2 separate regions of the Homo sapiens genome follow, and region 1 is linked to region 2. Evidence: read pairs that join two places in POLR2A ChIA-PET (ENCODE). Cell type or tissue: B cell. All regions are shown on one strand. Each heading gives the region's core, and the rest is flanking DNA. Links, peaks and the distances in the headings are about the cores only.

Evidence for each region. Peaks named below come from ENCODE experiments on the same cell type or tissue, not always from the same donor. Only the 100,000 strongest peaks of a DNase experiment are listed, where the experiment ranks them.
Region 1: POLR2A ChIA-PET joins it to region 2 with 25 read pairs; 2 of 35 experiments call an interaction of 5 or more read pairs at or near these places.

The regions. Positions count from the first base shown.
Region 1 is chr1:17,532,956-17,539,689 of GRCh38, reverse strand. It overlaps a transcript of ARHGEF10L not described here. Among named protein-coding and RNA genes, the nearest start is that of ARHGEF10L, 3.4 kb to the left of the region's middle. RefSeq lists enhancers at 2,852-2,901, 3,412-3,461. In B cell, for the core only: no CTCF peak of the experiment used is centred there; a DNase peak (open chromatin) is centred at 3,139; H3K27me3 peaks cover 754 bases.
Region 2 is chr1:17,713,650-17,720,383 of GRCh38, reverse strand. LINC02810 (long intergenic non-protein coding RNA 2810) reads right to left here and starts at 2,811. Exons shown (of 3, transcript XR_007065510.1): 1 at 2,612-2,811; 2 at 1,593-1,824. In B cell, for the core only: no CTCF peak of the experiment used is centred there; no DNase peak of the experiment used is centred there; H3K27me3 peaks cover 292 bases.

The DNA of each region.
Region 1 (6,734 bases), core at 728-5,727, 180 kb after region 2:
CCCCGCCCGCCCGGTCCCGGGGCGCCGCGGCTGAGGTCACCGCTTAACCCCTGGTGGCCGGGGCAGCGGCCGCCGCGCCCCCTCCCTGCTCCCAGCGCGCCGCGAGGGAGACGTGGCCTCCCCCGACCCGCTGCGAGCCCCCAGCGGTCCCGGCAGCCCACCGGCCCCCCACAGTACAGGGGGGAAACTGAGGCCCGCGGGGATGGGGCCCGGCCCCGGCCACACGGCGACCTCCTCGCTCCTTCACCTACCCCGGGGTCCCCACTTCCCGCCTCCCGGTTCTCCTTCCCCGGTTCTCCGCGGGGAGACCCCGCAGGCGCGCAGGGTGCTGGCTTCTCCTCCCCCACTTCAACATTTTGCCCTGAGGTTCCCCCAAAAGGGTGAGAATCCTGGACCGGCCCCAGGGGAAACCCTAGACTTATGACCTGCCCCTCAACCAGTCTTGGCGGCCCCGTATTGCCCCCCACCCCCGCCATGGCAACATGGGGAACCTTGCAGCCATGCAGCCAAACCTCCAAGAACAACCCTGGCGGGTTCAGGCATTGACGGCTTTGAGACCGGCAACACCCCAGTGATGTAGCCCCATTTTCCCTAGGAGAAAACTGAGGCTCAGAACTGAGAGTAACTTGGCAAAGCTCACTGAGCAGCAAAGTGCTGAGACTGAGATCCTAGCATTCCCCTGCCTTTGCAGCTCCAAAGCTGCCAAACACTAGGTACTCCCTCCTGAAATTCCAAAGAGGGCCTCTGGATATGATGCAATTAATTACAGTTATCAGGTCATTAATTAAGATTATCCGCGTTGTTGTTAAACACTCCCCCGCTACCCCTCTATTTGCAAGGAAATTCACACGCGGGCTTATCAGCAATTACTCCTGGGTTGATAATGATAAGTTCTGCAGCCTCCAAAGGGTACAGGTGCACGTAGGTTGAAATCATTTTCAGCTTGTGTTCCTTACAGCCCACAGCCAGCAAAAACTTTTTTTTTTTTTTTTTTTTAACTACTCCCTATTTGTCAGGCACCAGCCTCAGGGGCTACCAGTGAGACAAAGAACCAGACAGACCCCAGCCCCGCCCCCTCGGAGCTCATAGGCTTAGGAGAAGACGCAAATAAACAAACGGCTACAGTGCAGTGAGACAAGCCACACAGGCCACGCACTGAAATCATCTTATTCACCGACTTGTTGGTTTGTTTATTGTCCCTCTCGACACAAGAACATAAGCACCACAGAGTTGTCCTGAGCCCCAGGCTAGGGCAACACTGGCTCATAGTTTAAGTAGGCAGGAGATATTCTTTGAGCATTTTTGCTCTGTTCCAGACATCGTTCTAGGCACGCAGGAGACACCAGTGAACACAACAGGCACGGCCCCTGCCCTGCTGTGAATAAATGATGGCAGGACAGCAGACAGGAGAGGTTTGGGGATGCTAGCAAAGCAGGAAGAAGACTTCAGATGTCCATTGAGTGACCTCAGGCTCATGGCATTAAGCTTTGGACCAGAAATGGACTTTTGAGTCCTGCCGTCATAGCCAGAGCCAAGTACACATCCCAGACCAGCATCGCGGTCTTTCACAGTGTACTCCAACCCCTTCCTTGGCTATGTTTTTTTTCTTTCTTTGTTTTTTTTTAAGAGACTGGGTCTTGCCCTGTGGCTCAGGCTGGCACAATCAGCTCACCGTAACCTCAAACTCCTAGGCTCAAGCAATCCTCCTGCCTCAGCCTGCAAGTAGCTGGCACTACAGGTGCGGGCATGGTGGTGCCTGTAGTGCCTATATTGCCAGGTAGCCATGCCTGGCTCATTTTTTTTTTCTTTTCTTTCTTTTTTTTTTTTTTTTTTTTGTAGAGATGGTGGTCTTACTATGTTGTCCAGGCTGGTCTTGAACTCCTGGGCTCAAGAGATCATCCCATCTTGGCCTCCCAAAGTGCTGGGATTACAGGTGTGAATCACCGTGCCCGGCCTTCTTTATTGTCTTATTTCCCATCTGATCCTGAAATGTCTGACGCCTCCAGCTCAGGATGCCCCTTACCTTCTTTGGTTGTACTAAGTCTTACCCTCCTGTCTGAGAACCAACACAAGGCCCAGAATCTCCAGGAGGCCTTTTCACATGGCCTCCTCCATTCCCTGACCTCTCCCTCCTCTGAGCTCTATAGCACCTAGTCCTTTTGTTGTAAGTTGGCTCTGGGTGCATAACTGATTTGACCCATCTAGCTTGAGGGCAGCTATGATACAGCCTTGAGGGCAGGGGCCATGCCCCAGACCCCCGTTGTGCCCTCAGAGCCCAGCACAGGTTAGGGGCACACTCTTTAGAGGATCGTAATGGATTCTAAAGGACACCCTAGAACCCTTATCAATATAACCCTCTGGGTCTAGGGTTCCAAACCACCTGCTCATAAAACAAATTGAGTCTGCAGAAGCATTTTGTTTTGCCCACAGTGGTTTTGTTGTTGTTAGTTGCCATCATTTAATCATTGGGAGATTTCCCATAAAAAGTCAGATTGCAGCCAGGAGCAGTGGCTCATGCCTGTAATCCCAGCACTTTAGGAGGCCAAGGCAAGAGGATTGCTTGAGGCCAGGCATTTTAGACCAGCCTGGGCAACATAGGGAGACCCCTGTCTCTACAAAAATAAAATAAAATAAAATAAAATAAAATAAAAATCTAGCCAGATGCGGTAGTGCATGCCTATAGTCCCAGCTACTCAGGTGGCTGAGGTGGGAGGATCACTTGAGCCCAGGAGTTTGAGGCTGCAGTGAGCCATGATCCCACCGCTGCACCCCAGCCTAGGCAACAGCATGACTCTGTCTCTGAAAAAAAAAAATTAAAAGCCAGATTTCTAGCTTCTCTTAACAAATCGGAAGATCTGATAATGCCAGGTCCACATTCCCCCAGGGCCACACTCTGCAGGGCCCCAGGAGTGGTGGCCCTTTAGACACAGCTGTGCTCTCCACTTGTCAACGTCACTCGCAGCCCTCTGTCACTCCTCTGATTTAAGGCCCCTCCTCTGTGATAGTGTTTTGATTTCATTTTCCCTCTACTCTCCACTCTGGCGAGAAAGAGTGACATCACAAAACATATGCTGGAAAATAAATAAACCTGCAGCCCTCACAGTCCAGGCCAGCCCTCAGCAGGCCACATCTTCACGTATTCTTGCCCTCTTGACATGCACCCGCCTCTTCACTCTCACTTCCCCAGAAGCACATTCTTGTTTTTCTTTTTTGGTGATAGAGTCTTGCTCTGTCATTGAGGCCAGTGTGCAATGATGTGATCTCAGCTCACCGCAACCTCCGCCTCCCAGGCTTAAGTGACCCCCCTACCACAGCCTCCTAACTGAGACTACAGGTGTGCACCATCATGCCCCGCCAATTTTTGTATTTTTTTGTAGAGATGGGGTTTCACCATGTTGCCCAGGCTGGTCTTGAACTCCTGGGCTCAAGTGATTCTCCTGCTCTGGCCTCCCAAAGTGCCGGGATTACAGGTGTGAGCCATTGTGCCCTGCCCCAGCTGCACACTCTAAGCTCCACAGCACAAATGAATGCACAGGTGTTTCTCTGAGCCTTTGCCCTCGGCTGGAATGCCCCTGACTACTCCATCCCCCAGACACTATGGTTAACTGCTTTTTAGTGCTGTCAACATAAACAGCACCTTCTCAGGGAGCTCCTTCCAAGGACGGCCACACTGGGCCCCAGGCCCCTACCTGCAGCCTGCATTCCCTGGTCAGTGTGCCCAACCTACCACATGTGGTGGCATGTTTGCCCCATGTCTCCCCCCCGGACTGTGAGTCCACGGAGGCTGGACTCTGTTGTCTCATTCCGGGTGGTATCCCCAGCACCTGCTCCAGAACCTGGTGCAGCATAGACACGAGACAAATATGTGCTGAATAGATGAGTGGATGGGTTTCAATAGCCACAAAAGGAACAAAAAGGATTTCTGGGAACATTTCCATGTCCCAGAACATTCAATTAACCAGAATTACCCACTCACTGAGCACTCTGGTGAGGGCAGGATTTATTGTGTAAGCAAAATCATCAATGATACATTACATCTGGATGGGACTCAGGAGTCTGTCCTCCTTGTCTCCGCTGCTGACCTGGGAAAGAGAGAATGAGGGCATACAGGGGTGGTATTTCCCTGGTCAGAGAGGTTAGGTGACTTGTCCAAGATTGCTCAGCAATCTGGTGGCAAAGCCAAGATGGGGACCCAGGGCCCCCGCCGCTGCCTCCCAGTCTGGCCCCGCTCCCACCAGTCAGCTCCATAGTGCAGGGGTCCCCAACCCTCAGGCCATGGATCAGAACCAGGCTGTGGCCTGTTAGGAACCAGGTCACACAGCAGGAGGGGAGTGGCAGGTAAGCAAGCTTCATCTCTATGTATAGCCATGCCCATCACTCACATTACCACCTGAGCTCTGCTTCCTATCAGATCAGCAATGGTGGCATTAGATTCTCAGAGGACCACAAGCCCTGTTGTGAACTGTGCATGTGAGGGATCTAGACTGCGCGCCCCTTATGAGAATCTAATGCCTGATGATCTGTCAGTGTCTCCCATCACCCCCAGATGGGACCATCTGGTTGCAGGAAAACAAGCTCAGGGCTTCCACTGATTCTACATTATGGTGAGTTGTATAATTATTTCATTATATATTACAATATAATAATAGAAATAAAGTGCACAATAAATGTAATGCGTTTGAATCATCCCAAAACCATCCCCCCACCCCATCCATGGAAAAATTGTCTTCCACATCCCCGAAACCAGTTCCTGAGGCCAAAAAGTTTGAGGGCCTCTGCCATAGTAGATCAAACAGAAAGTGGCCCGGCATGGTGGCTCACACCTGTAATCTCAGCACTTTAGGATGCCAAGGCAGATGGATCATCTGAGGTCAGGAGTTTGAGACCAGCCTGGCCAACATGGTGAAACCCTGTCTCCACTAAAAATACAAAATTAGCCAGGCATGGTGGCACATGCCTGCAATCCCAGCTACTAGGGAGGCTGAGGCAGGAGAATCACTTGAACCCAGGAGGCAGAGGTTGCAGTGAGCTGAGATTGTGCCACTGCACTCCAGCCTGGGCAACAGAGCAAGACTCCTTCTCAAAAAAAAAAAAAAAATCAGAAAATGGGTGGGCCAGGCATGGTGGCTGGCCAGGCACCATGACTCATGCCTGTAATCCCAGCACTTTGGGAGGCCGAGGTGGGTGGATCACTTGAGGTCAGGAGTTCGAGACCAGCCTGGCCAACATGGCAAAACCCCGTCTCTACTAAAAATACAAAAATTAGCAGCCAAGCACGGTGGTTCACACCTGTAATCCCAGAACTTTGGGAGGCCGAGGTGGGGCAGATCACAAGGTCAGGAGCTCGAGACCATCCTGGCTAACATGGTGAAACCCCGTCTCTACTAAAAATACAAAAGATTAGCCGGGCGTGGAGGCGGGCGCCTGTAGTCCCAGCTACTTCGGAGGCTGAGGCAGGAGAATGGCGTGAACCCAGGAGGCGGAGCTTGCAGTGAGCTGAAATCACGCCACTGCACTCCAGCCTGGGTGACAAAGTGAGACTCCGTCTCAAAAAAAAAAAATTAGCTAGGTGTGGTGGCAGCTGCTTGTAATCCCAGCTACCCAGGAAGCTGAGGCAGGAGAATCTCTTAAACCCAGAAGGCAGAGGTTGCAGTGAGCCAAGATCACGCCACTGCACTCCAGCCTGAGAGACATAGCAAGACTCCGTCTCAAGAAAAAAAAAAAGAAGAAGAAGAAAGTGGGTGGATGGGAATGTGGACTTCCCGAGTCTGGATACCGGCCTCGCATAGGCAGTATGAATGGAGAGTGCCCAGCCAGCAGCCAGTCTTTGTTATGTACTACATCATCAAGCCAATCATGAACAGGCTAGTATCAAAGAGAGACTAGGTCACGTTTTGCTACAAATAAGGATGATAGAGTCGGTCTCATCAAGATGAAACCCTCCTTCCATAACATTCCTGCCCCTGTTCAATAGGACAGGCATTTTGAGGGGGGCTGGGATGCACGGAGCAACACCTCAAGCCTTCTAGGTTCTTCATAACCCAAGACCTGCATCTGGGGGGAAACAAGCTAAAGTCAAAGACAGCCACAGGTGTCCTGGGGGATCAGGTCAAAGGACGCCTCACTTCCCTGAGCTGCTCCTTTACGGGACTTAGTATCAGGAGAGACTAGTCTGAATAGCCCATTCTCCTGGGGAATGTAGTGTCAAAATCACCACAGCAAGCCGGCACAGTGGCTCACGCTTATAATCTCAGCATTTTGGGAGGGCAAGGTGGGAGGATTGCTTGAGGCCAAGAGTTCAAGACCAGCCTGGGCAACATAGCAAGACCCCATCTGTACAAAAATAATGATAAGATAATAATAGCAAATGCTTAATAGCACTCTCTAAACACCAGGTTCTGTTTAAACACTTCACATGTATTAGCTCATTTAATCCTCACAGTAACCCTATAAAGTGGATACTTTTATCCCCATTTTACCAATGAGGAAACTGAGGCACAAAGACACTCTGTCCTAGCCTTGAATGTTCGTCAAGAAGACCTGTTCTTACTCAGCACCCCCTTCACTTGAGCCACTTGAGTGGATTTTTATTTCTTGAAAGCCAAGAAGCCTGTGATGAGAGGAGAGATGAATATTCAGGTGGTACTGTCTGTCCCTGGCCACTGTCTTGGTGCAGGATGAAGGGGGCATTCCTGAGTCCTTTGCAAAGAGAGGGACCAGTTAAGGCACAAGGT
Region 2 (6,734 bases), core at 864-5,863:
GGAAGCTGGACAGGAGGGTGAGGAGCCTCTGCCCCTGACTTCACATCCTCCCCTCAAGGCAGTTCCTTTAGGTCCAGTAGGAGCCCCCTCCCAACTCCCACACAGGCTGTGAGCACACAGCGGGGGCAGTGGCTAAGGGCCTAGAAAGACCTAGAATATTCCAGAAATTGATCCAAAAAGAGATACTGAGGGGGATTCCCTCACCTCGGACACCAGAAAACAGGCTTCCTGGTGACTCAGCAAAACCACTGCAGAAACTGGGTCTCCGAGAATTGTGTGGCTCACCCAAGGCCCCACAGCTGGGCAGAGAAAGCCAATTAGACTTAGAGTCCACACTCTTTCCCGGCACCAGGAGCCTCCTTCTCAGAGGACATAGGCAGCTGGGCACCCCTCTGCCCGCCCTCCCTCAAAGGCCCTGCCCAATGGGGACCAGGGCTGCCTACACTGAGTCAGGCAGTGTTTGGCACCCACATTTGTCTCTGAGGCCTGAGATGGGAAATCCTGGTCTCCTACCCTCTCTGCAAGGCCAGGGCAGGCCTGAGAGGCTTAGCATAGCCATTGGACGGATGAGGAAACTGAGGCTTATAGAGGCGCATGATATGTTCCTGTTCCCCAGCCAGCAGGAGGCTCTGTAGAAGTTAGATCCCAGGTCTGTTCCCACCTTCTGGTCCCCCCAGGCAGCTCTGAGCTTCTGCTGCAAAGCCCGAGGCTGGAGGCCCTTCCCAGCAAAGCCTGTGTCTGACAAGGTGGGGAGGGTCTGGAGCTTCCAGGCGGCGAGTTTCTCAGGATGCAGAAACACCAAGGTGAGGAAGCCAGACACTCTCTCTCCTCCGAGGAGGCTATCGGAGGCAGAGGCGACAATTTACAAGCACCTTGCGATGATGGGGGAACCATCTCTGCAGACACCCAGCACCTCTAAAAGCAATTTAACTTGACGTCCCTTCCCCTCCTCAGCCTTCCTCTCTCCCCACAACTATCGATCCCCCAGGGTCTCCTCTGTTCCTCCCAGCAACATATCCAGCCCCCGGCTCAGCCACCAACCAGCCACACCACCAGCAGCACCTTCACCTCTGCAACCCCGCCTCCTCATCTGAAACTGCAGATGACAATGGCTGCACCCCACAGGACTGTTTTTAGGGTGGCTCCTGGCACTTCGCAAACACTTGGTAATGTGGGTTTCTTTTTTTATTATTTTTTAAATTTATTTATTTATTTATTTTGTTGTTGCTTACTCTTTTTTATTTTTTTTAATTTTTTATTTCCATAGGGTTTTGGGGAACAGGTGGTATTTGGTTACATGAATAACTTCTTTAAGTAACGTTGGCTTCTTTCCTGGCCAGAAGCAGCCACAGGCTCAGGCCCTGCAGCACACCAGGCCTGTGCATCCCTCCCCTCTCCCTGTGGCTCCAGAGAGACCCTCGCTGTGCCTCTGGTACTTGTCTTCCCTCCCTGCCTTCCCAGAACCCAGGGTCACACATGTCCATTTTCTCGGGAGTCATTTCCCCCAGCCTTGTTCCCTGCTGTCCAACCAAGGCCTGGAGCAGGGCCCAGCCTGTTCTCAGAGCTCAGTGAATAACTGTCTAGCGACTGACCAACCAACAGGGAACACCAAATCCAGCAAGTTGCTGCCAAGAACCCCCTCTTCCAGGAAGACCTCCCTGACCTCCACCCGGGCCAGGTTAGGGGCTCTTCATGCAAGATTCCGTGACGCCCAGAACTGTAAAATAGTTATAAAGTGTAGGTTCTGCAGTCCAAGTCTCAGCTGTCACTGATTAGTTGTCTTTGGGCGAGTGGCATAACCTCCCTGTGCTTCCATGTCCTCACCTGTAAAATAAGAATAACAATACCAGTGCCTGCCAGAGAGCATCCTCATGAGGCGTCACGGGACACGTACAACACGCAGAATGAGACCCAATGCATTCCGAACACTCACAGGCGTGAGCGGTGTGTGTGGTCGCAGGGAGGGCGCTGTATTGTCTCATTTATTTGACTGCCTTCTGCCACCTGCCTGTGAATCCGTCAGCACCTGTAGCTGAGCCCGTCAGGTGTTGCTTCCCATCCCATTGTCGTCCCTGTGAGCCTGGCTACTGACCTCAGCCTCCCCTCCAGTGGCTGCATCTGCAACTCTTCAGCAGCCCCCACCACCACCGTGCCCACATCTTCAGGGAGCTGAGCTGTGTGGGAGTCGACACCCCAAAGCCTGGCCCTTGGCCGATGACTGACAGGCCCCCGAGTCAGGACCAACTCCAGAGTGCCCTATGGTATGAGGCTGAGGCCACTCTCTCTGGGGCTTTTCTGGAAATCACACCCTGGCTTGGCTGCTCCCACCTCCCCAGCACCTCCCCCACTTTCCCTACTCCCTTGCTCTTTCTCCTGGGAGCACCGATTGTACCCAAATCTTTATGCCCCGTTGCAGCCACCTAAGACAGTGACTAACATCTGTTCACTTCTATCTCATGCCTAGCAGTGCCCAGATATGGACTTGGACAGTGTGAACAGAGCAATGTCATCAGGAATAAGACTGAGGGAGTCAGCCTCAGCCAAGGGAGGAATCCTAAGAGGAAGAAGTGGAGGCTGAGAGCTGGTGGCCTCCCCGTTCCAGCCGCCTCACCCTAAGCATGCGCAGCCCCCTCCCTTGCCTGCACGGAGGAGCCATTTGCAGCCATAAATGTTCAATGGAGCGTGTGGTCTTTAGTGCATGGGCCTCGAGCTGCATAAACAAGGTTGTAAAATTTAAAGGCAAACCAGGCTGGGATCCCATGGGCAGCCACGCTGACATCACAGACAGAGGTGGGGCTTGCGTGGAGGAGCAGGAGGCAGCCATGGCAGCACTAAGGCTGGGACAGAAAGAAGGGGCATCTCGCCCTACCTGATGGCGGCTCACGTTTATTCGTTTTTTCGCCGTTGACCCGAATGGAAGCAGGCCCTCCGTGAGACTGTGCCACAGTTCCAGGGGTGTAGATAGATTATCTTTTCCAAAGAGAATCAATGCTCCTCTCTGCTGGTGAACCAGCGACCCAGCACGGAATTGTACATGTTGGGGATGAACCAGCAACTCAGCACGGGATTGTACATGCTGGGGATGAACCAGCAACTCAGCACGGGATTGTACATGCTGGGGCTTCAGCTTCAAGTGAACAAGATGAAGTCCTTGCCCTCCTGGAGCTTACATTCTAGAGGAAGGGAAAAAAAAACACGCAAGTAAAAAAAAAAAGTAAACCAAGAGAGTCATGATAATTTTAATACTGATCAGTGATAGAAAAATGAGATTGAGGCCAGGCATGGTGGCTCATGCCTGTAATCTCAGCACTTTGGGAGGCCGAGGCGGTCAGATCACTTGAGGCCAGGAGTTCGAGACCAGCCTGGGCAATATGGCAAAATGCTGTCTCTACTAAAAATACAAAAATTAGCCGGACGTGGTAGCACACGCATGTAATTCCAGCTATTCGGGAGTCTGAGTCAGGAGAATCGCTTGAACCCGGGAGGTGGAGGTTGCAGAGAGCCAAAATTGCACCACTGCACTCCATCCTGGGCAACAGAGCAAGATGAAAGAAAGAAAGAAAGAAAGAAAGAAAGAAAGAAAGAAAGAAAGAAAGAAAGAAAGAAAGAAGGAAGGAAGGAAGGAAGGAAGGAAGGAAGGAAGGAAGGAAGGAAGGAAGGAAGGGGAAGGGAAGGGAAGGGAAGGAAGGAAGGAAGGGAAGGAAGAGAGAAAGATGGGATTGGGAGGGAAGCCTACTTCAGATGGGAGAATCACAGTGAAATGAGACTCCAGTAACATTTGTGGGACTTCTGGCCTCCTGAGTCCTCAGGAAGGAGGCGTTGGCCACAGAGTTCTTTGCTGCTGAGCAGCGGCCAGCTACTCTATCAGCAGGCTGTTCCATCAGCAGGCCACTCCAGCCTTCTTCCCTGCCTCCCTTCACTGCAAATCAGGCAGCTGTTTACAGATCAGGCCCATCTTTTCTTTTTCTTTTTTTTTCTCTAGTGTCAGGATCTCATTCAGTCACCCAGGTCATAGTGCAGTGGCATAATCATAGCTCGCTGCAGCCTCAAACTTCCTGGGCTCAAGCAATCCTCCCACCTCAGCCTCCTGAGGAGCTGGGACTAAAGGCACATGCCACCATGCCCAGCTAATTTTTTAAATTATTTCTAGAGACAGGGTCTCAATATGTTCACCAGGCTGGTCTCGAACTCCTGGGCTCCAGTGATCCTCTTGCCTCTGCCTCTGCCTCCTGCCTCCCAAAGTGCTGGGATTATAGGCATGAGCCACTGTGTCTGACCTGGGCCCATCTTACGGAGCATCGCTGAGTTGGGAGTTCTCCTGGGAGAAGCCCAGCTTCCAGACTCCCCACATCATCACTGGTTATGCATGTGGACTCTGGAGCCACGGTCCGGGGTTCCATTCCCACCTCTGCCATTTACTATCTGTGTGCCCCTGGGCAAGACACTTCCCTTCCCTGAGCCTCATTCCCTGCACTGTCAAATGGAAATAATGACAGTACTCACCTGGGAGAATTCAGTGAGGCAGGGCACGGTGTATGCTCAGCCTGCCACAGAGCTATTGTTTTTGCTGTCATTATTCCCTCCTTCCTGTGACCAGGGACGGCTCTACCGCAACATAAGCTGATCCAGCAGGCTGGGAGAAGGGGTGAAGGCAAAGAGTGGGGGACTCAGGGGTGCCAGCTGCAAGAGTCTGGCTGAGTGAGGAAGAGAAGCACCCAGTCAAGTGGGGATGGAAGTAGCTGGCATGGTGAGGAAGGGGCTTGGGCAGAGAGGCGAGGCCCTGAGTGCTTGAGGATCAGGACAAGAATGAACGTGGAGCCAGGTGGGGGCTGCATGGCCTCATTCAAGAGATACCACAGCAGATTCTGCAGGCAGGGAGGACAGTCCCTTCCAACTCTGGGGTGCCTGTTGAAAGTTACCCCAATTTGTGAGATGAAAGAGGCAGCAAAGGGGGACAGAGGTGTCTGATAGGCCTGGGCCAAATCCTGGCTGCAGGGTCGTGTGAACTTGGCCAAAGTAACTTGCTCTCCTTAGGCCTCAATGGCATCATCTGTAAAATGGGGACAATCCTAGGATCCATCACACAGTCGTTGCGAGGACTGAGGGAGACGATGCATGAGGTCTGTGCTCACTGGGTGCAAGTTAATAACAGTCACAGTGAAGAGTCTCTGGTTTTAAGATTGGGTGAAACCAAGACTCAAAATTTTAAGATTCTAAGTGAGAAGTTTAAGCCTAAATTCTTACTAGAATGTTGGGTCTGTGAAGACAGGGGTTTGGTCTGTTTTGTTCATGGCTTTATGAACGGTACTTGGCACCCACGGCCTGGCATACAATAGGTGGGCATATGTGTGTATATTCACATGTGTATTTGGTGAGTGAGTGAATGAGTGAATGAATGAATGAATGAATTGGCAAGGCTGACCACTCTCTGTCCAGTTGCTCAAGCCGGAAATGAGGCTACCTGCACCCCGTCCCCCACTCCTCCTAAGGAGCAGGCCTCCCGGCAGCTCCCTGTCTTCCTTCCCATAATGACAGCCACCCTCGCTCACCTGGAGCCGCCACAGCTCCGTATTGGCCTCTCAACTTTCAGTCTCGCCTGTCTTCTCCTCCCATCTTAAAAATCTCATTTACAGAAAGAAAAGAAGTTCATTTACCAAATTGGGGGCATTCTGCTGCAGGGCTGAGCCATTAGCAGGCACAAAAGAAAGTCATATCTCAGTCACTTACAAAATTAACAAGGAGGAGCTTGGAGCAAGGAATCTGTCTGTGCTAGAATAAAAAGGCCTCCCAGGTACTGCAGGTCGCAGCACATCCGCCTGCTCAAGAAGTCCTGGAGTGATAAACTGGCACCTGGCAAAGTGAGGACTTTCGCAGGGGGAAGGAGGAAATGACCAGCGGTGATCATTCACAGCCCTGAACGAGGACAGAGCGGGAAGCCCACAGCAGTCACAGTCACGCTGACAGCTCCACTCTCCTCCACTCCAGGACACTTGGTACCTGAGTCCAGCCACTCCTGCCTCATTAAGCAGCCTGCACAGGGCCCTGGGAAATGACCTCATTAGGTGGCCACACTGGCTTGTGTAAATTAATTTGATAAAGATAATGAAGTTCATCAGAGCAGAGCTGACCATGTTTCCAGGAGCAACTATCCTGAGGGCTGAGCTCTGAGGACCAGGAGCCAGGAAGTGGTGAATGGGCTTTGGCAGCAGTGCCTCCGGGGCACACTGTCCCCCCAGCCCAGAAGCATTTTATCCTCGGCAGGCTGAAGGACCCAGGGAATCCATGTTGTCCTAATGGTTTCTGGAAGCAAGCGGGTCTTCAGTCTTGGCTTTGCCATGTGCTACGGGCGTCTAGTCACCTGGTTTCTGACAGCCTGTTTTCTCAGCTGTAAAATGAGCATAACAGTTCTGCCTCCCAGCACTAGTTAAGCAAGAAAACACACATAGGCCAGGTGCAGTGGCTCACGCCTATAATCCTAGCACTTTGGGAGGCTGAGGTGGGTGGATCACCTGATGTCAGGAGTTCGAGACCAGCCTGGCCAACATGGTGAAACCCCATCTCTACTAAAAATACAAAAAGTAGCCGGGCGTGGTGGTGAGCACCTGTAATCCTAGCTACCTGGGAGGCTAAGGCAGGAGAATTGCTTGAACCTAGGGGGCGGAGGTTGCAGTGAGCTGAGATCACGCCACTGCACTCCGGCCTGGGCAAAAGAGCAAGACTCCATCTCAAAAAAA